Regions from separate parts of the Homo sapiens genome. Here region 1 is linked to region 2. A link is an interaction called in ENCODE POLR2A ChIA-PET data of the cell type or tissue named here. Cell type or tissue: MCF 10A. All regions are shown on one strand. Each heading gives the region's core, and the rest is flanking DNA. Links, peaks and the distances in the headings are about the cores only.

Evidence for each region. Peaks named below come from ENCODE experiments on the same cell type or tissue, not always from the same donor. Only the 100,000 strongest peaks of a DNase experiment are listed, where the experiment ranks them.
Region 1: POLR2A ChIA-PET joins it to region 2 with 6 read pairs; 2 of 35 experiments call an interaction of 5 or more read pairs at or near these places.

Annotation. Positions count from the first base shown.
Region 1 is chr6:46,918,489-46,934,470 of GRCh38, reverse strand. It overlaps LOC105375080 (a long non-coding RNA gene), which reads right to left and starts at 12,392. Exons shown (of 3, transcript XR_001744147.2): 1 at 12,036-12,392; 2 at 907-1,039. ADGRF5 (adhesion G protein-coupled receptor F5) reads left to right here and starts at 12,533. Exons shown (of 21, transcript NM_001098518.2): 1 at 12,533-12,758. RefSeq lists an enhancer at 6,896-8,095. In MCF 10A, for the core only: no CTCF peak of the experiment used is centred there; a DNase peak (open chromatin) is centred at 8,690.
Region 2 is chr6:46,828,400-46,844,381 of GRCh38, reverse strand. It overlaps MEP1A (meprin A subunit alpha), which reads right to left. Exons shown (of 14, transcript NM_005588.3): 10 at 14,811-15,026; 11 at 10,844-11,308; 12 at 9,631-9,804; 13 at 8,833-9,133; 14 at 4,604-5,402. The coding sequence ends at 5,246. Among named protein-coding and RNA genes, the nearest start is that of MEP1A, 43 kb to the right of the region's middle. In MCF 10A, for the core only: no CTCF peak of the experiment used is centred there; no DNase peak of the experiment used is centred there.

The sequences.
Region 1 (15,982 bases), core at 6,600-10,599, 89 kb before region 2:
ACATTTCACTGAATTTTAGTAGTAGCATAAAGTAAAATGTTTTCTTTTTCAGTCAATTGCTTTAAATCAAAAGAATTAGTCAAGCAAATAAGGATTATTGCTGAAAATAATGGAGGGGAAAGTCAATAAAAGATCTGGTCCAAGTGTCAACTCTGCTAGATATCTCCATGGTCCAGAATTATGTGTGCTGGCTGCTCTCTAATTTTATGTATAGAAGTGTGAGTGTGTATGTGGCATAGGAGTGTGCATGCATGTGTGTGTATGTTTGTTTTTGAGAGAGAGAGAGAGACATTAGTGGATTCGGGTGACTCAGGGGCAAGAGGTCACTCATAAGATTGCCCATATTTAGTGAGAGCCCAGAAGGTTCAAATGAAGAGTCCCAGACAAAGATGTGCCGTAAGTATGTGCACACACTGCTGGGTAAAACACAAAGTCTAGATCTTAATGGCTTTCAACAAAATGGAAAAGTGAACAATTTGAGGAATTCCGGAAGAAACTAAAAATAGATGTGGTTTTCCCTCCCTTAATATTCCAGGTCAGATGAGGCAAAACCAAGGGCGATGGGTCTGGAATAATCGTGTAATTGTTGATATGTAGCTATGTTTTGTATACTGTGCTTCAGATCCAAAAATAGTTTAGTGGTCCTGAGAGGAAGACTCTGATAAATAGAAGGTGACGTAGTTATGAAAGGTCTTGAACTTGGAAATGTGGACCCCCTCATTGTGCTGAGATAGGCCATGGGAGCTGTGGAGGGCTGAGCAATTTCCCTGAGGCCCGACGACAATCTGTACAATGCTAGACCATTTTGAATTGCAGTAGCAGCCACTGTGAACACCTTTGTCTTCAATCTCTTACCCTTTAAATTCCTAAAATAGAAAGCTCAGGCTAGAAAGCAGAGCAACTCACCTTCATTAGTAGCAACCTGATCACCAGGCCAACTAGGTCGGTCCATCTCTCTGGGTTTGCCATTGTGGTATGAGACAGAGAAGACCAGTGAATAAAGAGGGTAACAAACCAATGACATATCCACAACTTGGACCTGGGGAGACAGAGAATTCAGTGGATTTAGGGGAAAGCCACTTGAAGTGAACAGCTAGTGCTTTTCTCCAGTATTAAAACAAGCAAGTTGTTTTGAACAGGAGTTACTTTACTGAGCGATATGTGTAGGACATGGAAATTATTTATCCTTGTATTTTCTTTAAAAACGATTCACTACAGGTAACATAAAAGTGGTGCTTTTGGGTACCAAGACCTTGCTAACTATCAAGTTAATATTTAGTTCCCCTAAGCTCACTCACGAGCTCTGTGGTTTTGCAGCATTCCACGTCTCTATGCTTTTAAGAGGCACATTCTTCCTTCTCCCCAAGGAGTTGAACTTCAGAAAGTTTGATTAATTTTCATATATGCTTCGTTTTCCATTCCCATCACTGCTGCCTCCAACTTTGTGCTTCTCCTCAGTGATCTTATTTTTGGCCATTTCTTGGCGCTGAGTTTCAGAGCCATTGTTGTTTTTCATAGACACTGGCGTCGGCCAGTCTTTTTTCAGATTTCTTTCTCAAGCAAACATTGTCATTGTGCATGACATATTATGTATTCTTGAAAGGGCATTTTAAAAAGAATACATCATCCCTCAAAGGAATTGAGAGGAGTCTTAGTATAGGGACACGATTATTAGGCATTAAACAGGAGCCCAGGAGCAATGACTCTGTAGGGAGGTGGGATGAATATTTGAGGGTGGTAATTTTCACCACACAGATGATTCATCTGGTTGACCAGAAGGTGATACTGATCTAGCGATGTCACCCTTCTATTGTAGGTCTTATAAATTATTGAGCATCTGTTTTGTACTGGGAATTTCTAGCTCTTCCTCAGAAATTACTTTCACTATGGTTAAGGTTGTGGCATGGGGGAGCTCTGTACCCCTATTAACAAACAAAGGGCTTCAGGGGGCATTAATGTGCACAGAAAACCCTTGTGTGGATATACTAGCAACCACAACCATGCTGTGACTTTTCTTTGGGGTATACTGGATTCCACTAACAGTATATATCCTACCAACTGAAAAAGAGATAAGAGGTAAAATCTGTCCTTGATTTAATTACTTATTTTAAAAGTACTAATTGAATACCTACTATGTTCCTTTTAACAGTTACCTAGCGTTTTAGTTTGTCTTTTCTTTTATAACCTTACCTCCACATTAGTCACTGCTAACTAATATTTTTTAAAACTAATGGTCAAAAAATATTTTTTAAATGATCAATTCTTGAGTGTTCAATTTGTTCTTTCTTAAATAGGTTCATGTACTGCACATGAATAAAATTCAGAGGGATCCAGAAACTTGCATGGTAAAAAATATGCCTACTAAATCACATTATGTTTTAACTGTATTTCAATATAATTATTTTCATTCGTTATCTTATATATTCTGTTTTGTGCATTTACAAACATTATTCTAAGAAGGCTTGCATAGCCTTCACCAAATGTACAAAGAGGTTTATGGCAAAAATTAAATTGATTCTGTTTTAGTCTTTTTGTTTTATTTTTATTTTTTGAGATGGAGTCTTACTTTGTCACCCAGGCTGGAGCGCAATGGCAAGATCTCAGCTCACTGCAACCTCTGCCTCCCAGGTTCAAGCGATTCTTCTGCCTCAGCCTCCCGAGTAGCTGGGATTACAGATGTTAGTCATTCTTTTAGTGACAGTCAGTGAGATGCAAACCCTCAGTCTTCATATGCCCAAAAATATTTTTATTTTGCCTTCATTCATGAAGGTTCTTTCAAGTGTGACACCAGATGAGGTCACCCTGGGAGAAAGCACAGGTGAAAGAGGACAGTGGGCCCCTGGGCCAAGCCTTAGGCACACCAACTTAAGGAGACCGAGAGGAGGGACTGCCAGGGCAGGAGGAGAGTGTCATAGAAGACACAAGAATATGTCTTGTGGTTTATAAGAAGGAAGAAGTGGCCAACTATGTCAAATGGTGCTACAGGGTCAAGGGAGATGAGAACAGCTAATTGACCATTGGTTATGGCAACCTGGAGACTGAGGGAGCTCCCTGAGAGCTGCTGTGATGCAGAAGTAGGGAGGGAAGATTGATTTGACTGACTTTGAGGCTGGAGAAGAAGGTTAAAGAGGTGGAGATGAGATCTAGGTATTTGGCTTTTTAGTGAAGAGCTGTGAAGGGCAACAGAAAAATGTTTCAGTAAATGAGGGGAAAGAGAAAGACGTAATGTCAAAGAGATACTCTATGTTTGTGTGCTGATGTTGCTGAGGAAGTAAGAGGGGACAGCACCCAGAGCCCAGTGGAAGAAGGGGCAGGCCTATCATCCTCTCAAACTGGAAAGAAGACCACAATGGGTAGTGCAGGTGCAAGAAGATTAGAAGTTTTTATGTAGGAAGATGAATGTTTATTATTTTTTTTCAAACAGCGTCTCCCTCTGTTGCCCAGCCTGGGGTGCAGTGGTGTGATCACAGCTCACTGCAGCCTTGACTTCCCAGGCTTAAGTGATCCTCCCACCTCAGCCTCCCTGGTAGCTAGGACTACAGGTGTGCACCACCATGTCTGGCTAATTTTTGTATTGTTTTGTAGAGATGGGGTCCTACCATGTTGCCCAGGCTGGTTTCAAACTCCTGGGCTCAAGGGATCCCCCTGCCTCAGCCTCCCAAACTGTTGGGATTACAGGCGTGAGCTGCCGCACCCAGCCAAATGTTTCATTTAATTGACTGTTTTCCAGTGAAATATGAGGCAAGGATACTGCTAAGACTGAGGAGAGAAGAGAAGGTGTGAAATGGCCATTTCAAGGAGTGAGAAAACTAACATAAATAATAGGATTGCCAGTTTATGTGGCTACAGCAATTCCACTGATAATTGGCAGAATGATTTTTACATGCAAGCTGCATGCCAGCCCATAAATAACTGCTCTCGGAAATACCATCCCCACACCATTTCCCACTTCTTTCTACCCTCATTGTCCTCCTGTTATCTCTACTGTCATCCGTGTTAAATCTTTAACTGCTGGTTTAAATTAGTTCACACTAATATGGAACTCACTGGAAATGGAAATGAACAATATGTAAACATTTCAAAGATACCTGAGTCAGAGTAGGGGCAGTTTCTTCACTTAAAGCAATTTGTCTCCAAAAGTGTAATTTTAGGAATGAGGTACAGATAAACAGGTTTTCCCGTTGCTTCCCAAATCCTGCTACAGAAGTGACAGTTTATACTTCTGATGTCACCTGGCATCTTATTTTTCATACTGTGGTGCCATTCGCTACACTTTTAATTAAAAACTGTATTCTAATATGTTAAAAAGAACCACTTAACATTCTTCCATGAAAGAATATAGGCCCTGGAGGCTGGGCGCGGTGGCTCACGCCTGTAATCCCAGCACTTTGGGAGGCTGAGGCGGGTGGATCACCTGAGGTCAGGAGTTCGAGACCAGCCTGGTCAACATAGTGAAACCCCATCTCCACTAAAAATACAAAAATTAGCTGGGCATGGTGGTGAGTGCCTGTAATCCCAGCTACTCGGTAGGCTGAGACAGGAGAATTGCTTGATCCCGGGAAGTGGAGGTTGCACTGACCCAAGATCGTGCTGCTGTGTCCAGCCTGGGCAACAAGAGTGAAACACTATCTCAAAAAATAACAATAATAAATAATAATAACAAAATAAAAATAATAAGAAGAATATAGGCCCTGGAAACATTGAGCTAATTTATTTAGAATGCCATTTCTTGCTCTAAGTCATGAGCCAGACATCATAAGGAAAAGCCAAACATCGTTAAACAAGTTTAACACAAGTTTCATATTGCCTCTTTCTCTGCTCAGAAATCACTACTTCATCTTAGACATTAGGTATATGGATAACTACCCCACCTGTACCTGTGAAATTGTCCCAATATAGGGGTAAGAGAAAGGGATATCTTTTTTTTTTTTTCATCTTTTTACTTTCTTTTTTTTATTTTTATTTTTATTTTATTATTATTATACTTTAAGTTTTAGGGTACATGTGCACAACGTGCAGGTTTGTTATGTATGTATACATGTGTCATGTTGGTGTGCTACACCCATTAACTCGTAATTTAGCATTAGGTATATCTCCTAATGCTATCCCTCCCCTCTCCCCCGACCCCACAACAGTCCCCGGTGTGTGATGTTCCCCTTCCTGTGTCCATGTGTTCTCATTGTTCAATTCTCACCTATGAGTGAGAACATGAGGTGTTTGGTTTTTTGTCCTTGCGATAGTTTGCTGAGAATGACCGTTTCCAGCTTCATCCATGTCCCTACAAAGGACATGAACTCATCCTTTTTTATGGCTGCATAGTATTCCATGGTGTATATGTGCCACATTTTCTTAATCCAGTCTATCATTGTTGGACATTTGGGTTGGTTCCAAGTCTTTGCTATTGTGAATAGTGCCGCAATAAACTTACGTGTGCATGTGTCTTTATAGCAGCATGATTTATAATACTTTGGGTATATACCCAGTAATGGGATGGCTGGGTCAAATGGTATTTCTAGTTCTAGATCCCTGAGGAATCGCCACACTGACATCCACAATGGTTGAACTAGTTTACAGTCCCAGCAACAGTGTAAAAGTGTTCCTATTTCTCCACATCCTCTCCAGCACCTGTTGTTTCCTGACTTTTTAATGATTGCCATTCTAACTGGTGTGAGATGGTATCTCATTGTGGTTTTGATTTGCATTTCTCTGATGGCCAGTGATGGTGAGCATTTTAGTCCTCCTTGGGAAGAAACCGTCTTTAGAAAAATAGTGTGATAGGCACCTAGAAAGCAATTGAGACTCAGACCTCTAAGAGAGTAGAGGGCCTCATGCATAAAGTGAGGGGTGGAATATGTTTGTTATCCCCATAGATAGAGGAGCCAATGAGAGAAGAGTGGAGATTACAGGGAAGAAGGGAAGAGAGGTCAGCAAGATGGTGGGAAGCTGGCACTAGAGAAGGTGGGAGTCTATGGAGCGCTCAGTGAAGAGGTGGTCAGAATATCCCAATAAAATAGTAACATCCACCCTTCCAGTCACAACTTGGTTATTTTTCTGGTTGTAAATATGACTTTAGTCACTCCTTTACCCCCAAACTTTAGGTTCACATTTACTGGGTGTGTGGTGAAATTCAAAAAAGGGGCTGTTTTTCTTTTGCACCAACCTAGAGCCACACAGACACAACATACTAGGAATGTGGCAGTTCTATGGGTTGACCAGGCCAGGAGAATATAAACATCCTTAGGAATTCCCAGGCACCCTGAGGTGGGCTCTGAACTTCCACAAGCTGGAGAAAAGCAATTTTATCTAGAATTTTGATAGACCAGGATTCACAGCAGGCATTTGGGTTATGCTTCGTCTGGAACCCAATCTGACTTGGGTCAGTTATTCTGTCCCCTCAAATGTTCCTGTGGTTGTCACCCCACTTTTCAGTATTTCCCTGGTTAGAGTCAGGTAAGAATCAAATTGAAGCATTTTAGCCAGAGCATAGCCTATGCGTCTGTCTCAAGAGGGCAATACAGCTATTTGGCATGATGTGAGCTTAATTCTAGCCTGGGGAAGTACAACGTGGAGAAACTTCTGCAATAAAGCTTGCTTGTTGACTTGTTGATGGCAAAGCTTTGTTTGTGGGTGTTGTCTGAGAAGGAGGTTTCAGGCCTTTATCGCCTATTATGATGCTGTTCTGAGTACTCTATGAAAGCTGGTACCTAGGTAAGTGGGTGGGACTTGGGGGTTGTGGATGGAAAAGAGACTGCCTAACTGGTGCTGGTCTACTTCTGTGATAATGATGTTAACAAGGAAATTCTGTTGCTGGCTTGCGTCAGATGTGTTATCTGGATTTAATAAATAAAGAGAGGATAAATGTTGACAGAGTTTTTATTCTTCTCGTCAGTACAGAGGTGTAACAGGAGTTTACCTCTATGTGTCCTTATTCTACTTACAACCATTATTTCTCCTACCAGAAAATTGGGGATGGGAATGCATGTGTTGGTGGGGGCTGGGGGTTCACCAGAGCATAAGGTAACAGCACGGGATGCAGAGACACAAGATCTGAATTCTAAGTCTGGCTCTGACACTAACGCTGCTTGTGACCTTGGTTAAGCCTTTCAACTTTAATACTAAATAGTTGGAACAAATGATCACTAGCTCTGCCCACCCCCCTCCACCCACCCCCGCCGCCCTTTGCTCTAACATTTTTTTATTCTGATTTTCTCCTGGCATGGATGACTCTTCAGTACATATTTGTCTAGTGGTTTTGGCATTATGACTGTTCACTAATCGCCTTGATAAATTCTGAGGAAATTATCTCTACAATCAGAGGTAAAAATGAGGGAAACTTTTTTGGGAGTCAAAGGAAATGTTGAAGCACTGAAAATAGCATAGAATGATGGAATTTGGATGGGAGATGGTATTGTGAGGACAGGGCTTTGCAGTCCCAAACCAGGATTCTGCCTGATGTTTGCAGATCAGCCTCGCTGTTACTGCAGTATATGGTATCCGCCATTGGAGAGTGCCCGCACCCAGGATGTACGTAAAGAAGTAGAGGTTAAAACAGGAGTGACTGCCCAGTGTTCATGGACAAAATGACATGTGTACATTGAGAGGAAAAGTGTAGCTTCCTTCTAAATAGATTCCCTCCTAGGCCAAGACAAGAAGGAATGCCATGTCCTCAAATACCTGCTCTTCTCCATGGGACTGGGTTGGAGGGGACTGAGGGAGGAAGAGTCAATGACAAGTCGATGATTCTGAAATTATGTGCATCACAGCTGAGGCATGTGGGTGACGTATTTCATACCATGGGCATCAGAAGTGACTTCCTGCTACATAGACAGCATGTCATCTCTAAGAGCTGAAAGTGGAATGTGAAGGCTGTGGACGGCTCACAGGCCATTGGTGGTCAGCGCTCCCCGAGGATAGATCAATAAGGGTCAAGAAAGAAGTGTGGATGACACCTCAACGAACCATACCTCAAATCTGCACTGCCCCCCCCCTCACCCGAGATGCTGTCTCTCCCTCTTCTAGGAGATGGCAGAGGGGGTAGTGCTAAGAGTAGAATCCAGAAAAGGGTCCTACTTGGAGGGTGACTTGGATTTCTGGCAGAAGCTGGGGCATCACTGGAGTCATAACAAGTGCTGGAAGGGAGCTGTCAACTGTGTCCAGTTGGCTCAAAAAATGGAAGCTTTGCAATCTTCCAGGGCAAAACAACATCAATGTCTGAGAGAAGCATACACAAAGAAGGTGTAATAACACTGTCTATTGGTGGAATGGGTGCAGTAGCAGTAAGTGCAAACAAAATCTGAGTGGCTGCAGCTAAGCACAGATATGACCAATTCCATTAGTGGAGGCTCTGCCAAAATATACACACCCAAGATAAGAATAAGACCATTTGTATACTATGAAACTGCCCGATTATTTGCCAGTTCCTTCCTTGTATAAGGACAGATCAGTGCCAAAGGAGAATTTTCTTGGCCTCAATATAGAAATACCAAAAGAGAGCTGACCTTGGGTCAAAAGGGTTACCAACGTCTGGTTATGGCTTAAAAAATAAAAGAAAATAAAAAAAAGCAGGGCTTACCCTGCCAAGATATGAAGGTAGGAGAATTTCACAAGTTGAACTATTATGTACTTTAGCTATGCTGGCCAGGGCTGTGGCGTTAATAATTTTGCTTGTGTGTTACACTTTCAAATATTCCTCTGCAATGAGTCAGTTAAGCAGGCAACAGAGTTTTGCTGTTGTCACTCAGGCTGGAATGCAATGGCGCAATCTTGGCTCACAGCAACCTCTGCCTCTCAGGTTCAAGCAATTCTCCTTCCTCAGCCTCCTGAGTAGCTGGGATTACAGGCACCTGCCAACACGCCCTGCTAATTTTTGTATTTTTTAGTAGAGACAGGGTTTCGCCATGTTGGCCAGCTGGTTTCGAACTCCTGACCTCAAGTAATCCACCTGTCTTGGCCTCCCAAAGTGCTGGGATTACAGGCATGAGCCACTGCACTCGACTTAGGAGCTTACCTTCTAGTCCAGGGATGCAAGGTGGAGACTCCAGCAAAATTTAAAAGTGTATTATAGTGTACCAGAGATGATATGGAAAACTAAAGCAAGTAGGGGGGATGTGGAGTGATGAAATGTAAGATATGGCTGTCAATGAAGGCCTCACTAAGAAAGCAATGTTAGGGCAAAAGTGAGAATGAGGTGATGGAGTGAGTCTTGAGGAAATCTGTGCAAAGAGCATCCCTGGCAGGCAGAGAGAACAGCAAGTGTGAAGACCCTGAAATGCAAGACTGCCTGGTCTGCAAGGAGGCCAGTGTGCCTGGAGCAACATGAATGATGGGGAGAGAAGGTGGTGCAGATCATGAAGGTCTCACTGGCTGTTGAAAAGACCTGTGCTCTGACTACGGGAGATGAGTTGAGCACGTGTGGACTTTATATAACTTGTATTTTATAAGGACCATTTTAACTGCAGTCTTCAGAACAGACTATAAGTGACAAGAGGAGATGCACAGAGACAGATAAGACACTGGTGATTATCCAGTCAAGAGATAGTGATGGCTTGGATGAGAATGATAGCAGCAGAAGGGGAAGAAGTGCCAGACTATGCATATATTTTGAAAATAGAGCTAACAAGATTTGATGACAAATTAAATGTAAAGTGTGCAAGGTAGGACTCAAGGATAACTCTTAGGGTTTTGATCTGGGTAACTGGAAGGATGGAGATGCCCTTTGCTAATATGGGAGAGACTGATGGTATAGCTAGTTTGGGAGGGATGATCAGGAGTTTAGTTTGGGACATGTTCTGTTTGAGGGCCTATTGAACAACTGAAAGGAGATATCAAGTAAGCAGTTGAATACGTGGGTCAGGAATTCAGGTGAGAGGTCTATGATAGAGATAGACATTTGGAAGTCATCAGCACAAAGATTTAAGCCAAAACTAGTAGAGATCACCTGGGAAATAAGTGTCAACAGAGAAGGGTTTCAAAGACTGAGCTATGAGACACTCTTACGTTAAGAGGAAGAACCAGCAATGGAAAATGAAATGCAGAGTTTAATTTTGCTTGCTTTTATTGATAACCCATTATATACCAGCACTGTAATACGAGCTGGGCATAACATAAATAAGACTAGTGCCTGCCTTCAAGGTGCTTACAGTCAATGCATTAGATGGATTGTTTGAATGCAGTGTGGTAACTTCAAAAAGACATGCATCTGGCAGTGTGGGATCAGGGAGAAGAAATACTTGGCTCAGGCTGGGAGAAATAGGAGGGTCCTTGGAAGAAATAACACCTGGAACTTAAAAAGAGACTAAACGTTACCTGTGTGAAGAAAGGAGAAGGGCAGAGTGAAAGAAGGGCAGAAGTGAAACAGCTGGGAACATGCTGGAAAATATGTATTTATTTGGTGCTGAAATTTCTTCCTGAGAAAGTAGGAGCTTTGTCTCTAATGAGACTGTACCTTACAGCCATGAGAGACATTTCATATTAACAAAGTGATAACATGACTGGTAAATTATTCTCTCTACGTTTGCAGTTGGGTTCAAGAAATTTGGGTTCAGCCACCAACACCAACGTTTTAGAATTCAAGAAAACGGCTGCTGTGACAGTCAATTCCAGCCGTAGCTACGACAGGGCAGGGTCTCTCCATCCACAGTTCATTCTGGGTTGCCGCTGAGGCCATATGGTGGTTGCATTTTTTATTTGCTTTTGTTTTCATTGTAATGTGTGTGCAGCAAGCACATAGTGTTCCTAACAACAAGCAGGGAACTGTGGGCGAGAAGAATTGCTCCTCAGGGAAGGAAAGGGACAGCCACTTTGACAACGCCCATTCCATGTTAGACAGCCTGCTGCACCCAACAACCAAAATACGAGCAGGAAAAAAGGCAGCATTTGCCCAGGAACTGCATCCCTCAGCAGGCTCTTTTTAAGTTAGGGTGTATCCAATCTAACGTGTAGACTACAGTTGAGAATCATTATCTAGAAGTGGAATAATAACATTTTGGAGTTCATCCTCTTCTTGCCCAAATACTCTGGTCTCAAGCCTAAGTCCTGCTGGTGGTTGCTGACTTGCTACAGGCTGATAGCATGACAAGAAGGGAAGGCAGCTGGAGGGGAGAGAGGATGAACTTGGAGGCATTGGAGCCCAGGGCTCCAGAGAACAACAAACAGTTACTAAACTCTTCCTCTTCAGTTTCAGCAGAGTCTATAAACTCAGTACTATTATTATCCCACTTTCACACACAATAAAACTGAATCTCAGGGCCAGGAGCAGTGGCTCACGCCTGTAATCCCAGCACTTTGGGAGGCCGAGGCTGGGGATTACCTGAGGTCAGGAGTTTGAGACCAGCCTGGCCAACATGGAGAGACCCTGTCTCTATTAAAAATACAAAAATTAGCCAGATGTGCTGGTAGGCACCTACAGTCCCAGCTACTGGGAAAGCTGAGGCAGGAGAATCGCTTGAACCCAGGAGGCAGAGGTTGCAGTGAGCCAAGATCGCGCCACTGGACTCTAGCCTGGGAGACAGAGCGAGACTCCGTCTAAAAACAAAACAACACTGAATCTCAATAGGGTCAAGTAATGTGTACCCGGCCACATATAATTGGTGGGACTAAAGCATCAGTTCCTACAGTCTGACTCCAGAGTCCTTTCTTTGACACTATGAGGAATTCCCTGAAGATACTCTTGGGACTACCTGCATGGGACTCACCCGAAGCACTTATTTCCAATGCCGATTCCAAGCCAGGCCTCATTCATCAAACTTTCTGTGGGCAGAGCTCCAGAGTAGAGAGTCAAACAGCATTCCCCATCCGTGTTCTGACCTTGGGAAGGGTTCTCCTTGGGCCTCAGTTTCCTCTTTTGTAAAATGAGGATCAGTGAGGTCACTTCCAGTTCAAAAATGAGCTGACTATAATTCATCTTTAAACCCAGCAACCTGGATGCAGCCTGCCAACCAGGCCTTTACCATATATCTCCTTATCTTTAAATATCCATGCTATTGAGCGGTATTTTAAGTACCACTAAATTTATAGTTTGATACACAAATACTCACAGAGTTTCCCTGGAAACCTAGGAGAACTGGACGTCCCTCCAATATGGCATTTTTGAGGTACAGCCCTCCCGCGGGGGAGGACTAAGCAACTTCTCTAGGTCTCTTCTCTTCTGCGGATTCTTTTTTTCTCTGCTTTCTTGGCACTGCTAAAGACAAAGAATTCATCGATAGTCTTAATTTTCCTTCCTCTCTGAAGTTACAATCTAATTTAGTGGTCATCTTTTAAAAGTTGAAACCAGACATCCTGTACTTCTCATTAGCTCTAACCTATGTTTGGTTTGCTCTGGTTTTGCTTTTCTGATTTTTTTCTTTGGAGAAAGAAAAGTGAGAACTAGGGGCATTGGCCAAACAAGTCTGTCCACTTGGTGGAGAGGTTTCCAGATAAGAAGGATCTGAAGGACTTCCCATGGGCGTGAGGGAAATCGCACACGCCATCCGGGGAAGAGGACCAGGAAATCACTTTTTGTTTTTAAAACAGCAGCGCGGCTCTCAGGGATGACTCTGTGAGACTGGGAGGATCATAGCTGGGGGAGGCTGAGCGTGGGAGCGGTGCTGCCAGTCCTGCCTGAAAACGCGAAATGAGTCTTGCTTGGTTCTCCCTCCACTGGGCGTGAGAGCCCCTGCCCAGGAGGCCCAGGACAAATGGCCCCATAGTGGAAACTGGGAAGCTTTTAGGCATCTGATCAGAGCGGGAGCCAGCCGGGGGACCACAGTGCTGGACAGGTAACAGACATTTCTCCTACTGCGGTCTGTCATTCTGTCTCCCTTTGTAGCAAGACCTCAGGGGCTCCTAAGTCACTTCTCTTAAGACATCTTCCACTTACGATCCTCTTTGCCTGCTTTTCTTTTGCGTAGGTGTGATATGTATGTTGGGAAAGTTAAGTATGTCCAGTCAAGAGCATTGTGCATACTGTTGGTCCAGTTAATGAGACTATATTAAAGGAGATGGCGTATCAAGCAACTAGCTGGGATCCTTTAGGATTTTCTTAATAACAGACTTTTTTTTTTTCAAACAAGTTCTCTCGTCCTTAAACCAGAAAATACTATAAAAACCAGTGCATTCATGAGCTACTGAGCTGCTGCTCTTGCCAAGAGCATTTCAGGGCCAGTCGGCCATTGCTGTGGTCAGGCTGAGGAAGGAAGAGGCTGCATCCCAGTAGCAGGAGGAGGGAGCCCTGGCTATTCGCTCAGCTTCGGGAGAGTCCTTCCAAAGGACAAGGGATGACCTTAGAAATGTAAAATGTAGGCTGCAGCCTCCCACACAGGACTGAGGGGAAAGGAGTTTGTAGTCAGCATTAGGAAGGAGGTCAGTAAAAGTGCTGGGGCTTCAGGGCCAGGCCGACTTGTTTTGAAAGGAGCAACTCTATGATGTGCGGTTTGCTTAAACCATGTTTTCTCATATTTCAGAAAGCCAGGTCATGCCACTTCACTACAGCATTTTTTCTTTCATAAAGGGCTAACGTAGTTGGTTTTTCAATGTAGGTTATTTTTGAATTACACAGATAATACTTGACTATATTCTTATCGTAAAAGAATATCTCTAAATAGATTTTATTTTTATTTTTATTTTTTTGAGATGGAGTCTTGCTCTGTCGCCCAGGTTGGAGTGCAGTGGCACGATCTTGGTTCACTACAACCTCTGCCTCCCGGGTTCAAACGATCCTCCTGCCTCAACCTCCCAAGCAGCTGGGATTACAGGCACCCGCCACCACACCCTGCTAATTTTTGTATTTTTAGTAGAGATGGGGTTTCACCATGTTAGCCAGGTTGGTCTCGAACTCCTGACCTCAGGTGATCCACCTGCCTCGGCCTCCCAAAATGCTGGAATTACGGGTGTCAGCCATCGCAGCCAGCTTTCTGTTAACAGTTTTCAATTGCACCCCCAATATACACTCTCTTCCCCCCCCCCAAATATTATTCTATCAATTGTTTTCTGTGTTACCAGTTAAAGGCTTTATTTTCTGTTCTTCTGAGCTCTATAGGACAAGCCGGGGCACAGGAGTACAATAAATTCTCATTGTCAAGTTCTTGTGATTTATCCTAAACTCCTTCCTCTCAGTGAAAGATAAAATGATACATGGGAAACATGAATAGCTCTTTTAACTCTTAGAAAAGTATAAAGAGTTTTACTCATTTTTACCATTACTATTTTGTGTTGGTTTTGGCTTTGACAATTAATAATATTAGTAACAACCTCCTAAGGATTAAATTCTAGATTTGCCAATTAGTGGTTTGGGCTTTTCCCTTGAAGGGCATCAGAAGTTTCTTATTCTAGAAATGAAAGGGGAGAAGATAAAATAACAGGAAATTAACTAGATAGATAATAGCTAGATTGATAGATAAAGTGGCCCAGAGAACGTAGAGTGAAGACAGGAGAGATTGCCCTTTTATTCAGTGGATAATAAATGCATTTAACAGATCGGTTCATTTTCCATCTCTTTTAGTCTTCTGTAAAAAGGTGGCCTTCCCCTCCCCACCAACAATGTTAAGAGACAAGCAAATAAGGAAAACATCACTATGAACAAGTTAATACAGCTTATGGAGAGAGCCTTTGGGAAAAAGGTATAAATAAGCAGTATCAAACCCAAGAATAATACGAACACTTTCAATAGCTATTTCATATTTTCTTGTTCTTTACAGGGTTTCTCCACCCCAAACTATAGAGCCACTAGGCCTTGCTGATTTTGGACGTTCTGTAAAATTTGCCTGCCTTTGTCCCTTCTCCAGATCTCTGGCTACTCCGATGAATCATTTCTTCCAAGTGCACAGTGTTAGCCACATGAGAGACCTCCACTGAGGCCCTGTAGACTAACACTGCCTCACTTACTGAGTGTGGGTTTATTGACTATGATATAGTAACCTCACTTACTGCGCTATGGGGTACTTGGGGGCATTTTGGAGCAGTTAAAAATATCCCATGGGGTCCCACCTCCTCACGTTAATGAGGCTAATCTGTCTCCTCCTAAATATTATGCATTCAATCTCTTGTATTTATATGCAACTTTTTAGTTATCAAAAGACTTTTATGCCTCTTCTTTCACCATGTCACAGGTAAAGCAGGTAACTTATTCTCATCTAATGGAATACAAAAACAGGAAGTTCAGAGGTTAATTTATTTGCCTCAATGGCACAATGAATTTTTTTGGAGGACTGAGATGAGAAGAAACTCAGATTACTGTCTTTGCAGCCCCATTTTTTTTATGTCAGTACTATGAGGATAAAAGTCATGTGGAATAGAGAATTGATGCGATTGGCTGGATTCTGTCAGCTTTGTAGCCACATGGTAGATGTTTGCTGGGAATCTAAAGTTAGACTAAACTATTGCTTTGTCCAGATATTAGCAAGTTCTATCACCTGCTGTCCATCGGCGTCACCCTAGGAACTTAACAAAGAGAAAACAATGTCTAGACACTTTGCCAGAGAAACTGAATCACTATCTCTGAGGATGGGGCCAGGGCATGGTTAGATTTTTTGTTTGTTTGTTGTTTTTAATCTCCAAAGTGATTCTATAATGCAGCTGGGGTTGAGATTCACTGAGTCTTGGCTGTGTAAGATACAGTGGCTAAACTGAGAAGCAGAAGCAATGGCTGTTTATGAAGCCAAGAAATTAGGACCAAAAGTGTCAGCAGCAGTGCAGATCATTAGAATTCTGGCTGCTGCTGTCTTTCGGAGGAACAGACACATCTGCACATCAGAATGAAGAGGAGATTTCCGACACCTCCAACAATGGCATTGACTTTCCAGTTTTAATTGGAACAACCCCACTGACTTCACTGTAGATATGTTGGCTCCCTAAGACTTGCAGATTTTACAAAGGCAGATTAAATGTTCTAGATAAACAGGATGTGCTCTTCTAATGCCAGATGACTATCAGATCATACTTTTTATTCAAGGTCACTTTGCCATGTTGTGTCCCAATCCCAAGAGAAAGGGGAAAAAAAGAAATA
Region 2 (15,982 bases), core at 5,056-9,055:
TATCACTGTTAGCTGCAACTCTTACACACATACACACACACACACATCTGTTGGGCTGCCCTACCCATATCAAATCTTTCCTATCATATTTTTTCACATCAGTACTCATTAGAGGTCACTGGCACCTGACTCCATTATCTCCCATCCCCCATTCATTAGAGTTATCAAGAGTTTGCTAAATGACACTCACAGCTACAGGATAACTATAAATCTTTTCAAACTTTTCTTTGCTTAGAGACTTTTGAAAAACATATTTATATTAAAACTGACATAAGAAAGATGTTTTAACCATATTTATAAGCATATAGAAATTTGAGTAGGTGACTAATTATCCATAAAACTGATATACCTAATAAAGAAAACCAAGTAAAAAAGAACTTTACATAGTGTTCCATATAGATTAGCCTACATTTTATAGCACCTTCCAAACCTCTAATCTTATTAAGGTTTTCTGTAGTCAAACAAGAATAATAGATTCTGCTATTAAGTGGCTCTGTGACCTGCCTAAGGCACTTAGCCTCTCCAGAATTGCCTCAGTTTACCCAAATACAAGAGGTGGACTTCAGAATCTCTAAAATTTAATCAAGCCATAAAACAGATGATATAATTCATGAGAAAGGCAGAGCTCAAGAAGGGAAGGTGTGAGATCCATCTGTAATTTGCTTGTGAATGCCTCCATATAGGAAATACACTGTATACAGCCTGCAGGGGGACTAAATCCACACCCTGGGGGAGGTTAAATAGTATGCAAAGTATTCTGAAAAGGAACACACACTCCAATAGCAGTTAGTTAGTATTTGAAAGATCCTATCAAAAGTCTCTACTGGAAAAATATCTGTTGCAAAACTTTAAATATTTCTATAGCAAGCTACACCAGAGGGTTTGTTATTAGTATAAAGGATGCTTAAAATAATTTTTGCATTGGTTAAATACAATTATCAAGACAGCTATAGGTACAATACTCTGGCAGGCCCAGTGAACTAACTTTTGGGGTAGAACCTTAGACTAGAACTCTGTTTGGTCCTAGTTTTCCCTCACTTAATACAAGGTTTCATTGGCTGATCCAACTAGAGCAGTGATTCCTGATAAGTAATGATTTTGCCCCTCAGGGGGACATTTGTCAATGTCCTAGAGATTTGGGGTTGTCACTACTGAAGAAGTGTGCTATGAGCATCCAGTAAGTAGAGGCCAGGGATGCCACTAAACATATCACAATGCAGAGAACAGCCCTCACAGAAAAGAATACCCACCTCAAAATATTACCAGGGCTGAGGTTCAGAAACCCTAAGGTAGAGTTGACAGATCTTGGCCTTCAGATTATTTGACTGTATGTGTCTAGAATGAACCTTTAATCCAAGAGGCTTGGAGGTGGAGCACTTAAAAGGACAGAGCAGAGACTTCCCTACACCTACAAAACAGGTTGGATGGCTATTTGTGGGCTTGATGGTTTATCAGGGGAACTAGACCCCAATATTTCAACGTAGGTTCTATTTTCCCTAAGTGTTGGCTGGTCTGAGAAATAAAGAGAAAGAGTACAAAGAGGAATTTTACAGCTGGGCCTCTGGGGGTAACATCACATATCAGTAGGTCCGTTATGTCCCCTAAGCTGCAAAACCAGCAAGTTTTTATTAGGGATTTTAAAAGGGGAGGGGGTATACAAACAAGGAGCAGGTCACAAAGATCACATGCTTCAAAGGGCAATAAAAATCACAAGGCAAAGGCAAAATTAGAATTACTGATGAGGGTCTATGTCCCACTGTGCACGTATTATCTTGATAAACATCTTAACAGAAAACAGGGTTTGAGAGCAGAGAACCAGTCTGACCAAAATTTATCAGGCTGGAATTTCCCAATCCTAGTAAGCCTGAGGGTACTGCAGGAGACCAGGGCATATTTCAGTCCTTATCTCAACTGCATAAGACAGACACTCCCAGAGCAGCCGTTTATAGACCTCCCCCCAGGAATGCATTCCTTCCCCCAAGGTATTCCTTGCTGGGAAAAGAATTCAGCGATATCTCTCCTATTTGCATGTCCATTTATACGCTCTCTGCAAGAATTAAAATATGGCTCTATTCTGCCCGACCCCACAGGCAGTCAGACCTTATGGTTACCTTCCTTTTTTCCCTGAAAATCGCTGTTATTCTGTTCTTTTTCAAGGTGCACTGATTTTCTTATTGTTCAAACACACATGTTTTACAATCTATTTGTACAATAATGGTCCTGAGGTGATGTACATTCTCAGCTGACAAAGATAATGGGATTAAGAAATTAAAGTAAAGACAGACATAAGAAATTATAAGAGTATTATTAGGGAAGTGATAAACATCCATGAAATCTTCACAATTTATGTTCAGAGATTGCAGTAAAGACGGGCATAAGAAATTATAATAGTATTAATTTTGGGAACTGATAAATGTCCATGAAATATTCACAATTTATGTTCTTCTGCTGCGGCTCCAGCTGGTCCCTCCATTCGAGGTCCCTGACTTCCCGCAACAATGGTTAACAAATATGAAGGTGTAGCAGAATTTAGTTTAAATCTTGATTCATTTCAACATCATCAGAGAGGGGGTTAGAGTTCCCATCCACTTCTAATTATCAGAGGCTCCAGATATTACTGAAAGAACCTGACATTTGTGAATGGCCAGATTGGCTCAGGTCAGTTCACAGAAGGAAAGGATGCAGATGGGGATGTATCGAGGATATGGTGGGGGAAGCATGAGACATTCTCAAATTTTCAAGCCACTATGACTTATTCCCACTATGTAAGATTAAAGAAGTCAGACACTCAGATTCAGGGAGGATTTCCCACATTTTTCATGTTGCTCATCTAAATCCTGAATTCCACACTGCCTAGAGATTATGAAATGCTTAATTTCTACCTACTCCCCACCCTACATGCCCTCTGCCATCACCATCCCAACATCTTAAAAGAATAAAGTATCTGCTAGTCCTCCTGGAATTATTGAGGGTTTGGGCTCAAAGAAAAGCTGAATAACATGTCAGATTTACAGTGAGCCAGACCATTAATCAATCAACAGAGGTTTCCATTAATCAATCAACAGAGGTTTCCATTAATCATCAAAAGTGATAAACATAGATAGTAGGCATGGTGCTGGTTGAGAATCTAGAGAGAAATAAATATCAAAATGCTTTACCCTCATTCTGGTACCTCCTTATCATTATTTTGACCTAGCAGTTTTAATTTGGAGTACTAGATGAAAATACTAGGTTATCTTTGAAATTTTAGCTTCTGCTTCCTCCAGAGAGAAACTCATGTATTTAAGAAATGTTGTCATTGGTTTGGGCTTGGGGCCTTTCCATGTGTGACAGACCACAGCATGCTCCTTTTAATAAAACAAAAGGACAATAACAGCAGCAGCAGCAACAAAGCCTAGAGTTCACTTCTGAGGTCAGATATTGAGCAGAGTGTTAAGGGCATGGCTTTCTTTAGGCCTAACTCTGAGGTTAGTGGAGGGTTTGCAGGACTGTGAAGCACAGCGAGAAACAAAGCTGAAATCCATTTCCAATCTGGTCTTTGGAGATAATACAACTGGGCTGGTGACAGGATAGCTTCCTATCTAGTCTGAACATTGAATAGTAATATTTTCATACATATTAAACTCTAAGATAGGTTCATATTCATTATCCCATTGTATTACTCTGCTACTCTGTAAGTGGTAAAGTCATGTGGAAGGAGATAGTCAGCTATTATTTCCATTTGACAAGTTAGTAAACTAAGATCAAGAGCTTAAATGATTTCTTACTAAAATTTACCCAGCTAGCTGGATGGGCAATCCAAGCCTGCAGCCAGGATGCTTGGCTTCCAGACCTGTTTTCTATCCACTAGAGCAGTGGTTCTCAAGGTGTCTGTGAGGTGGAGGTTGTGGGGGAGTCAGTAGCAGTAGCAGCATGGCCTGGAAACCTACTAGATTCTGGCACATTCTTATATCTTGTTAGATTCTGGCACATTTAAGAATGCACATTCTTAGATCCCACCCTAGATCTACTGACCCAGAAACTCTGGGTGTAGGGCCTTGTAATCTGTTTTAATCAGTCCTCCCTGGGATACAGATGCACCTGAAGTTTGAGAGTTATTGCCCTCAGGGGTGCTGTTTTCACTCGCTACAAATTGTTCCCATAACTTTGCATTAAAGAAACTCTTGTTAATCTCTCATTTTGTTTCCAGTGCATTTTAACTCTACAAAATTGTCATAAAGTCTCTACTTAGGAAACCTTATGACTTAAAGGACCACTCAGAATCCTTAAAATCTTTTCATTTATTAAACTTCCTGAGCTGACTTATTGCTGATTGGGTATAGAAACTTTAGCTTTTTTTTTTTTTTCACTTGCTCTATCTTGGAACTTCCTTGCCCCAGCTAGAGTTTATCTCCTTAGGAACTATGGAAAGAAAGCATATCTAAAAATACTTCTTTAAAGTTCTCTGATACCTTCAGTTTGTTAATATGATAATGTTGTACATAAATAGCTATAAAATATGCTATTAAACTTAAAAGATCTGGGAAAGAGCTTTTGAACACCCCTACCCTTCAACACACACATGCACACCCACACTTATATACAATACCAGATACAAAGAAGGTGCTAACTCAATATTTATTAAATTTATTAAAGGCCTTCTCTTAGAATCTCAGAGGAAAGCAAATGCTGTGCAGCCTGGCTGCCCAGAAGTACCTTTATTTGAAATCTTTAACAAGATCTTAAAAGAGTGATGACACTACTGTATCTAATGAAAAATGAGTATTTGATTCTAACATATTCAACATAAGAATTTCATCATATATATTCAATCTGCAATATAAATGAGAGTTTCTATATCTTAGTTATTCATTCATTTATTGTTTTATTCATTCAACCATTGTTGAGTGCCAACAATGTGCCAGCCATGCATCTAGGCACTGGGGCCAGCACGGTCAATGAGAACAACATGTGCCTGCCCTCATGGAGCTTACAGTCTATAGGAAAGACAGTCAATAAAACAAGTGATTTACAATGAAGTGTGATGAGTGTTGTCACAGGACACACTAGATACATTAGGAGCACATAGCAAAGTAACAGAATTATGTGGGGCAGAGAGATGACAAGGGTCACACATGGGGCTGGAGGCCTTAGTCCTTGGAGGTCCTATCCAAAGCAAGGCTGATAAAAACTGCATTGACCATGGGAAAGTTAAGGCCTGCATGGAGGAGGTGCTGCTGTGGTCTGGCCAATGCCAGCAGGCAGGTCACTTCCTTGGCCTTTGGGAAAGGATGGCGATGATGGAGAAGGTCAAGAAGATCACGCCAGCCGTGCCTCCGATCACCATGCCCAGGACACTGCCGTGCACCTGCACGGCCTGACAGCGCTCCCCCGTGTAGAAGAAAGCATGTCCAGAGATGCACCTGAGGGAAAAGGACATGAAGGGAGTGTGGGAACTACCCAGGCCTCAGGTGCCTCCTAGCAACACTCATCTCCACAGCAATAAAAATGGCAAACGCTCACTGAGCAGGTCCACGTGGTGCCTGGTCCCATTTCAAGAGCTGTATATGGACCAACTAATTTAACCCTGCAACAACCCTTTGAGGTGGAGGCTATTACTTGGCCATTCTCATCATCTTCATCTTACAGGAAGGTTAAATAATTTGCTCAAGGTCACATTGTTAGTAAGTGTTTCACACTTGAAATCTAATCTCAAGAGGTATGCCTCCAGATCCAGGACTCTCAGCCACCAAGGACTCAGGAGGAAGGCCTGAGACACTTAAAGGAATACATTGCCTGACACTGGCTGAGAATATAAGCTACAAAGGAAATTCCCCAGATATAGACCGACTTAGAGCATCAGTGGTAACTTAAAAACTTCTAAATAATATCAAATAAAATGTTACTATAAGGTTAGTGTACTGTCACTATCTCACGAGGTTGCCCTGAAGTTCACATGAGATAATGAGGACACTGTACTTATCAAGGTATTTAACACAGAGTAAGCACATAATGGCCAGCCCTTAGTTTTGTTTCTTAATGTTATCTGGTATAAAGATCAACTAATCTCATAACCAAGGCATATAACTTGTAGTGTCTCATCCATACCTTTGTAACAATTCCAGCCTTTGTTTCAAACATTCCTACTAGAAGGTCTACTCAGCAGAATTCTACAGAGCAGAGTGAAACAATTAGAAGTCAGCATTTTCTGGTTGGGCATGGTGGCATACGCCTGTAATACCAGCACTTTGGGAGGCCGGGTGGATCACCTGAGGTCAGGAGTTTGAGATCAGCCTGGCCAAGATGGTCTCATCTCTACTAAAAATACCAAAAAAAAAAAAAAAATAGCCAGACATGGTGGTGGGCACCTGTAATCCCAGCTACTCGGGAGGCTGAGGCAGTAGAATTGCTTGAACCCGGGGGGTGGAAGTTGCAGTGAGCTGAAATCGTGCCATTGCACTCCAGCCTGGGTGACAAGAGCAAAAACTGTCTCAAAAAAAAAAAAAATAAGAAGTCAGCATTTTCTTTTACTAATCCTGAATGATTTTACCTTCCAAGGCCTCATCTCTATCCTGAGAATTGACTTCTTAGAAATCAGTGAGTAATAGCAAGTTTATTTCATTTTTTTCTGACCCAGTCCTCTCCAAACACAACTTAGTGATATCCCCTAGTGTTACCTTAGAAAAACTTATTCTGCCAACTCTCAGCTGCAGGTTTCTAGGAGAGCAATAGTTTGGCTGAGTGGAGGCTGACATACAAGTGGCAGCCCTGGCCTCCCTTAGCCTGGGAAGGATGAAGCCTGTTGGGGACACATAATGGAATCTGGCATCTAAGGGCCTGTCAGGCAAAGATATGCAGACCTATGGCTTTGGAGCCCAGAAACAGATGGGCCTTCCCCAGTAAAAGGAACCAGAGGGCTTCTTGGAAGAGTGATTGATTCTATGGGTGGGGCAGGAAAAATTAAAGATGAGCCTAGAGCATGTTATGGTGCCAGAAAGTAACATTGTGTTCATAAAATCTGATGTTGAAAGAGCACAGGAGCCAACCTGGAAGAGCTCCCAAAGGCCAAAGCTGGGACAATAGAAGCAACAAAATAAATCATGAAATTATTGCAACAGAGCCCACTGAATAAAATTAATGTTTATGATTCCTTCGTGATGTGAATAAACAATCACATAAACAAATTAACGGGGTGAAGGTGCCATTCTTCTTTACAGGAGATTATAATTAATGAATGTGAAGGATATAGGAAATCAACATTAGAAGATCTCAGTGGTGAGTATTGCAGCAGGATGTGTCAACAGATGCTGAAATTAGTGTGTGAGGATTTGAGGAAAAGCAGAATGTCTCCATGGTCTTGGAATATCTCTCCCAATATACGTATTAATTACAGAGGGAGAAATGGTAACTCTTCAGTGGAGAGGCCTGGTGGACATGCTGTTGGCCAGATAATGAAGGTTGACATCACCAGTAATGACATGTATAGGCATCATGTACCTGTTCACACGCTGCAGCGAGAAGGCATAGCACATCTTTACTAATCTTGCCACAAATGTGAAACTTCAATCTAATCATGTAAGAACAAGATGAACCAAAAAAAAAAAAAAAATCCCTGACCAGTAATCTTCGAAAGTGTCAAGGTAATGAAGGACAAGAAAGAACTGAGGAATTGTCCCAAATTGGAGGGGATTAGGAGACAGGAGACATAAAAGCTAAATGTAATGTGAGATCCAGAATTGGATCCTGAAATAGAAAAAGAACATTAGTGGGAAAACTGGGAAGAGCTGAATAAGGCCTGTAATTTATTTACTAGCATTGTACCAATGTTCATTTCTTGGCTATGCTAATTGTACTATGGTTTGTGTAATATGCTAACATTAGGGAAAGCTGGGTGAATGGTATAGAGAAAACCTCTGTAGTATTTTTGCATTGTATCTGTAAGTCTAAAATTATTTCAAAATAAAAGCTACAAAAAGAGAAAAAAAAGGAGACTAAAAAGAACTCAGAAGAAATGTAAATTTTTGAGGCAGGCAGAATAGCTTCTACATCTGCTACTGTTCAAATGGAACTGTTGCTTCTGTCATCACATACCTCCTTTTGTGAAACAGTTTTTAGGGTTTTATGCAAGCAAACATTATAAAAAGAACTATAAAATATAGCAAACTGTGCTGCCAGACAGACCTAGATGCAAGTCCCAGCTTCAGCATTTTCCATCTGGGTACATTTTAGATAAATTACTTAATCTTTCTAAGCTTCAACTTCTTGACACACTAAACGGGGATAAGGAGAGCCCTTATGTCACAGGTGGCAGTGAGAATGAATTTAGATCATGCGTGTAAGATGCTCAGGAGACTACATGATGCATAACAAGGGGTCAGAAATATCAGGTGTTCTTACTACTATTATTGAAAATATAACTGTAATAATAGTACAGTGTAAATGACAGACTATAGAACTAATAATAATTAGGAACTAATAACATCTGTAGTCAGCAAAGATTTAAGCTTGGTCTTGAGACCCACCCTCATGGAGTAGAAAGTCCCTAGGCTAGAAGCCATCTTGGGTGTTGTTAGAGTTAGAAATTCCAACAACATCCAAGATGCTGTTGACAATACCCCAGAAGAGGGGAAAAGGGGTGAAAGTCAAGAGACAAGGTGACCTGGGAAGCCTCTGTCCTGGCAGCATAAGCCCATGAATCCAGGGCACACCTTTGTAGAGTCAAAGAAAACCGCATTCAGTTGACCATCTGAGGTAGTCTTCGCCCTACTCTGCAAACAGCAGCCTTTACCAGGAGCAAGCATGCACACGGCCCAGGTCTGCTGGCCTGCCTGTCTCCCCAGCCACAGAGCCTACCTGCAGCTCGCCATCCCCTTCACGTTCACACAGATGCCGTCATTTTGGCAAGGGTTTGGGTCACATGGGTCTCTGAAGTACTGTGGCCAGTTATGGTCCTCCAGGGGGCCTGTGTTCTCCACCGACCGCTTCTGTCGGCTGGGCTGCCCCTGGCTCAGGCTGACAGGTAGGGCTTCCTCTAACATGGCCTTTCCCGAACCTTCTTCGGAGACCTGCTGCTCCTGGCCTTGGAGAATGAGGCCTTGGGGGCTCAGTCTTTTGCCTTTAGTGGGAACTTCAGTCTGGCTGAGGTGGGTGATATCTTCAGGAAATAGAGAGTCATGAGGAAGATCCAGGATTAGTAACTGACTACAATTAACTCCCACTTCTGGTGAAAGTTCCCCAGCCTGCTTCTATCTCCCATCACCCCTAGTGACATGGAAAAGTGGCTTTGAATCCAGCTGATTCCCACAGTATTAGCTACTTTTATTTTAAAGTAATCCAGTCACATTTTTATTTATTGAATTTGCAAAATGAAGCATAAAATTAGCATGGATAGGCTGATGGAAACTAAATTGAAATCAGTGAACGGTTACCTCTGATAAAATTATCAAAAAGATGACACTAAAATTTCAGTTTCTTTCAAGGACAATTAAAATAAAGATGTGAGTCCTTGACCAATTGAATAAAATGTGATTCTCCTACAACACATTGTTTTAACCTCATCCCCACCCTCCGTGTGTGCTTTAAAAATCAGGATAAAATCAGTAGAGTGCCAAGAGCATAGGATTATTTACTCAGGAAGACCAACAAAAGTACCTTCAAAGTCCACAAATATGATGAGGTCATCATTTTTCAGGAAACTCCTCCTTTTCAGCATTTGGTGGGAAATGAAACCACTCCAGCCCAAGTCGATGCTTCTAAAACAATTACAGTCCGTATGATAGGTTCCCACCCTGGACGGCCTGTCCCAGATGACAGTGTCATTTATCGCTGCAAAGTTGTAGGTAACATAAAATCACATTACCTCTTTAGACTTCACTTTCCAGTTTGTCTTTAATGAGGATACAGGGCTTTGTGAATCAGAAATAAATAAATAAATAAATAAATAAATAAATAAATAAATAAATAAATATAAAAATAAAAAAAGTGTTGGAAAAAAATTAGGCTATTTACTATTTCCAGGAGAATTGCAATTCAGAATTGAAAGATGGGAGAGGCAGAGAATCACAGCTCTGAGTGATCAGTTGTCTGCTACTGAGCGACTTTCTTAATGAAAAGAGAGGGACAGCTACGGCTTCTTTCTTCTAAGGCTTAAGTCTTCTCTTTTGAAAAAAAAAAAAATTAGTGCCAGGCGTGGTGGCTCACGCCTGTAATCCTAGCACTTTGGGAGGCCAAAGCGGGTGGATTGCCTGAGCTCAGGAGTTCAAGACCAGCCTGGGCAACACGGTGAAACCCCATCTCTACTCGGGAGTCTGAGACAGAAGAATTGTTTGAACCTGGGAGGTGGAGGTTGCAGTGAGCCGAGAATGCGCCATTACATTGCAGCCTGGGCGACAGAGGGAGACTCCATCTCAAAAAAAAAAAAAAAATAGTTTGCCCATTTCTTTACTGATGTAAGTTTACTTCATGAACATAGTAACATTGAGTACTATTTTAGGAGTAAGTACATTAGCTCTGCACAGAGCCCAGCAAGTTCCAAGTATTTGATAAATGATTAGCAGTATCTATTTCCTCAATCACAACGAGCTCAGTGAGGCAGGGATCACCTGATTCACTTGTATTCTAAGTACCTAGCACCGACTTTGGCACATGGTAAGCCCTCAATAGATGTTTGATGAGTGAATTTAGGAAAGGGAAGGAGGATGTGATGGCATTGAAAATCTTGACTTGAAACTCCAACAAGACTATGTTATTGGTATTCCCAAACAGACAATGTGAGGAGAACGTTACTCTTTCTTGCACCACAGAATCACATCTGTGGGCCTCTCTGGTTCAAGGGGCAGTTCTTATTTGCGCTGACACCACCCACCTGGAGATGTGTGCGACTTCGAGGTAGTGAACACCATGCTTGAGGACATCCTGTTCCGGACATCAGGCTCCTGGTCAAGGATGGTAATTATCACCTGTCTGTTTTCTACCGGCCACTCCAGGATAGCATCGTTCTCCCCACTGCACACATGAAAAGCAAGTCTCAAGTAACCAGAGCTTTCTCTGCTATTTGGGTATAAAGTTACCCCAAAACCATATCCCTCCGAATTGTAGAATCGAGGGCTCTGAAGCTTGTCCCCTTTGCTGGTGTTCTCAAGGACTTGGGAGAAATTCCGGACTGTCCAGACCCCTGTGGGGCAGGGGGTTTCTGTCAGAGTGATGTCATCTAGGTAAATTCCCCCAGTTGAGTTCTGAGGGTCGCCTTTTGTGCCCTGGAAAAGGTAGCGAAACTTCTGTTCCTCTTTGAGCACCACATGGGCAATTTTCCAATTGTGGTCATCATCTCCTGAGGACAGAGAACAAGGCTGGTGAGAACTGTGACCAACACTTAATGAGTACTTATTATGAGTTTGGCACAGTGCCATGTGCTTTCCATAAATTATCTCATTAAATCCTCACAACAGCCCTATAAAATAGGTACTGTTATAAACTGGTTAAGTAACTTTTCCAAAGTTACATACCTAATAAGGAAAAATTGTTTTTTAAAATACTATGATTTATTTTAAAATTCACATTCAAATCTTAACCGTGAATTTGTTTTCCACTATAAGAATCCAGGTTCTGGATTTCCTCCTGAGTTGGCTGGTTCAACTGTAACCCCTAAGGTTAGCAAAGAAAACCCAAGTGTTAGGCTGAATCATATAAAATAGCCATTTTCTAAGCCAAAAGTAAAAAAAATAGTAACTCCATATGGTCCGACCTGTCACTTGTTGCCAGAGAGCTATAAGGAATGCTGAAGAGCAGATAATAACCTGTAGGACTGACTGGATCTTCCCTACCTAAAACTGACTCCCTCTCCAACATCTAGACTTTTTTCTCTTCCTTATATTATCTGAAAGTCCACCATGTAGGGGAGCAAAGTAAGCCAAATAGAGTACTATTGTCTGGAAATGCACGTTCTAATAAAGATTAGGTCTACTTGCTTTTTCTCTGAGCATGAACTAGAAGTGGGACTTTCGAATTAAGAGCTGAGGAAAGATGGTGAGAAGGCCGTTCTAGAACATAGGATCCTGGGTTGAACAGTATAAGAAGCCAGACAGGAGCTTGGGGGTACTGGAGAGAGGAAACTGCGAAAGCAAAGCAACTCAATTCCGCAAAGAGATGTGCCTACACTGATATTTTTGCACAGGGTATTCCCTAGAGTTGGGCTTGAAGAGGAGAGGAAAAATGCTTCCAAGTGGAAGTCATGTTGGCTAAACTGAGTTCCTACAGATGAGTGTCTTTTTTCCTTCTTCTGTGTCTTTTAACCAGATATCTACTTATAGAACTATACTTTCCCTGAAAAGGAAAAGACCTTTAATCTCCCTTGTGTTTTCAGGCCATTCTCTCTAAGTACAACTTCAAGGGACAGGTCTAACAATGTTCTGTTTCTTAGGGTGGAGCTGATTATGGCCTGTGTGGTTAGGTTACATGGGAACACAGGAGAGAGGTAGGTTACATGGGAACACAGGAGAGAGGTAGAGAAGGCACACGACCACCTCTGTAACATACAAATCTAGGCAGCTGCCCTCTCCTGCGGAGAGCATGGCAGCCTAGTGGAAGACACATGGACTTGAAGGGTAATAGGTGCCAGAAAGTCTAGGAATAGGAACAGAGATATAGGATTTGAACTATTTATCCAGCAGGTTATAGATCATGGGAATTCTGTCAAGAGAATAGGATTCTGTTCTTGCTGATTAGTACCTGCTTTGTTTTTTCTTAATATAGGATGTCAAAATGAGGTTGAGATGGGGGAATCTGGCACTGGGAAGGAGACCCAAGAGGCTATACCACATAGGCAGAAATTCATCTATGAAATTATTAAGATGGTTTCGTTTACATGCTTCCACAGGGCTGCCCTAAATCAGTCAGGCAATAATGCTACTACGATTGTTTGAGACAAATTTAATCCCTGTTAGTTCAGAATTGTCTTCTATAAGGAAGTCCTGGCCTCAGTAAAAACGTGTGTGTGTGCATGTGTGTGTACATACACATAGTTGTATGCCAACATTTTTCATGTAAGTTTGTATATAAGCATTATGTATGTAACATATATTATATACAGATATGCATATGGAGACATTTTGTGTGTAAGTGTTTTGGTCAAAATATACATTTTGCAAAACTTAAAAGCTATTCAAATTGGTTGCGACTGTCTTAAGTTGAATATCACATAAACAACACTAAGTGATATTCAACTAACCTTTTTGAAAAGTTTCATTGACAAACCAGTATCAGAACAGACTACTTAAAAAAACCTTTCATACAGTGTTCCCAGGGAACGTACACAGGCATACTCTGAATTCAATGAAACACAAAGCACAGCAGTGTAAGAAACTAAATTAAGCATAGGATGTTTGCTTGATTGATTTTATGCTTAGAAGTAACGCTTTTAGCTTTAGATGAAAGTGAGTGATAATAGGTCCCATCAATATTATTGAAACTCTAACTCATTTTCTCATTAAATATTTACAATCCTTGGTAACATAACACATCCTCAACTCTTAAAGAGTATCTAGCTGTCATCCTTTTATCATATAAACTATAATAAATTTCAACCAGAAAAGTGAACCCCTCAAAACTGTGATTTGTAGAGTTCCCAGGCAGCCCACAGAGTGGCTTGGATATAGGCGATTTGGGCACCTGTTCTTACAAGTGACCTCTAAGGAAGGTTTCTTCTTCAAGAGCAGCAGATATATAAAAAATAATTCCTTTCCCTGGACTCATTTCAATTGATAAATTAAATGCTAAGGTAGGCAGTTGGATGCTAGGATAATCTGGCCATAAATCAAGATCCAGGGTTATAAACAAAGTATTTGCTTTCTTTTGTTATGGTGGTGGTTCATTCATAACTAGGAAAAGGGAGACAGGCTTTCTTACTTTTCAACAAAAATTTCTCCATCTATAATCATTTACATGCTGACCTTCTTATATAAATATACAAAGTGACACTTAGGAACATGTTAGTGATTATAGGAAGTTAACATATACCAATGACTTATTTGCCACCAACTTCACAAGTAGGCTTCAAGTTACTTCAGCATATTAAATAATGGTATCATTTGTTTTTCTGAAACAGATGCAAAACACTTTGGTCAATTTTTTTTTTTTTTTTTTTTTTTTTTTTTTTTTTAGATGGAGTCTTGCTCTGTCACCAGCCTGGAGTGCAGTGGTGCAATCTTGGCTCACTGCAACCTCCGCCTCCCGGGTTCCAGCAATTCTCCTGCCTCAACCTCTCAAGTAGCTGGGACTACATGCGCGCGCGCCACCATGCCCAGCTAATTTTTGCATTTTTAGTAGAGACGGGGTTTCACCATGCTGGCCAGGATGATCTCAATCTCCTGACCTTGTGATCCACAAGGCCGCCTCGGCCTCCCAAAGTGCTGGGATTCCAGGCGTGAGCTGGTCAACTATTTAACTACTCTCTCTCCCGCAGCATCAATTCGCACAGGTCTTTTACCTTCTTATCTCCACTCCTGAACCATCCATTTTCTCAGTCTTGGCCTTTGCTTTCTCTAAATTTCCAGTGAAAACTGGATTTGTATATTCTGATTGGCTTCTTACAAAAGTATATTTCATCCCTACCTAAGCCCAAGATACTGCTTCTAATTTCTCAGTGGTTAAAACATTCATAGAGTAATTAAAACATGCCATATATTATGATAGGCTCTGAGAAGAGAAGAAAGTGGGTGGAGGAAAAGGAGGAGGAGAGAGAAGAAGGAGGAGTAGGAGGAAAGAGGGAAGGAGGAGAAGAAGCAGGATCCCGGATTTTAACCCAATCCATTCCTCGTGTGAATGCCTCTAAGTACCTTGAAAAGTCTGCACCTTCACCAACTTGCGAACATTGCCTGTGCTGTCATCCCTCCTGACCCAGACAACGAGTCTGTCTGAAGGACTTCCCGTCATTTTATAGAAAAATTGCAGGCACTGCTGCTTCCTCTTTGGGTAAAGAATCCGAGACTCCAGTAGGGCTGCCTCTTCCGCGGACCCCGAGCTGGTGCTGAACTGCATGAAGTAGCCGGCACCTATGGAAAGAGCAGCCAAACATCACACGTCTGGCTTCCCACACCCCAGGGTTCTGTCCACCCAAACAAAGTGAAATAGTGAACCACAGCCATTGTCCAGGCAACAAAAACTAGAACTCTTCGGAGGAAAATAAAAAGAAGGACATTTGTCAGTAAATATTCTCTGTCTCAATGGACTTAGTCACTGGCTAAAGCTTGCTCTCCACTGTTGTGTTTGATTGCCTTTGTTCCAAGATTGTGAAATATATACCTTTGACTTAAAGAAACACAGGCTTCAAGCAATGTTTGATGGAATTTTGTGTCTGTGAGATGAATTCTATTTTTCTCATTGACTTCATTCTTTAAATTAGAGATTCATTCCAAGGAAAAGAGTTGGGTTGGTCTGGTTGTTGTATAAGACACTGGAATTCAAAGATTTAGGATTTGGTTTTAAACATTGACAATAAGGGTTCAATTTCCCCTGTTGCTAGCCTAATAACTGGGTGTATTATCAGTGGCAAAAAAGTAATCTTTACTATATTATAAGAAGGGCTATTCAGGACACATTAGAGACTAAATGGAAATTTCCCCTGAATGTAAAGGAAGGAATTGGAAGGACACTGAAGAGGGTGAAAAGTGTCTACATTAGTGCCAGAGATAGGGTTTACCTGACTCAGATATCTCAAAACTCTTTCCCCTAAAAACAGTCAAGCAGCCAAACAAATGTACCGTTTGGTAAACCACACACTTGTCAAAGTCAAGCACAATGAAAAATTCTTGCATATGAAGAGGTTCTTTATACTGTGTTCCAACACTCAACTCCATATCAAAATGCTTCCATCAAAACATTTCACAAGATAAAAATAAAGTGAGTGTACAGTATAGTGCTGGATACTCCAGCGTTGCTCCGTGATGCTCCCAGCTTCATCCTGCCTCACACTGAGGCACGTGCCTTTCATATCAGCAGCAAGCAATGA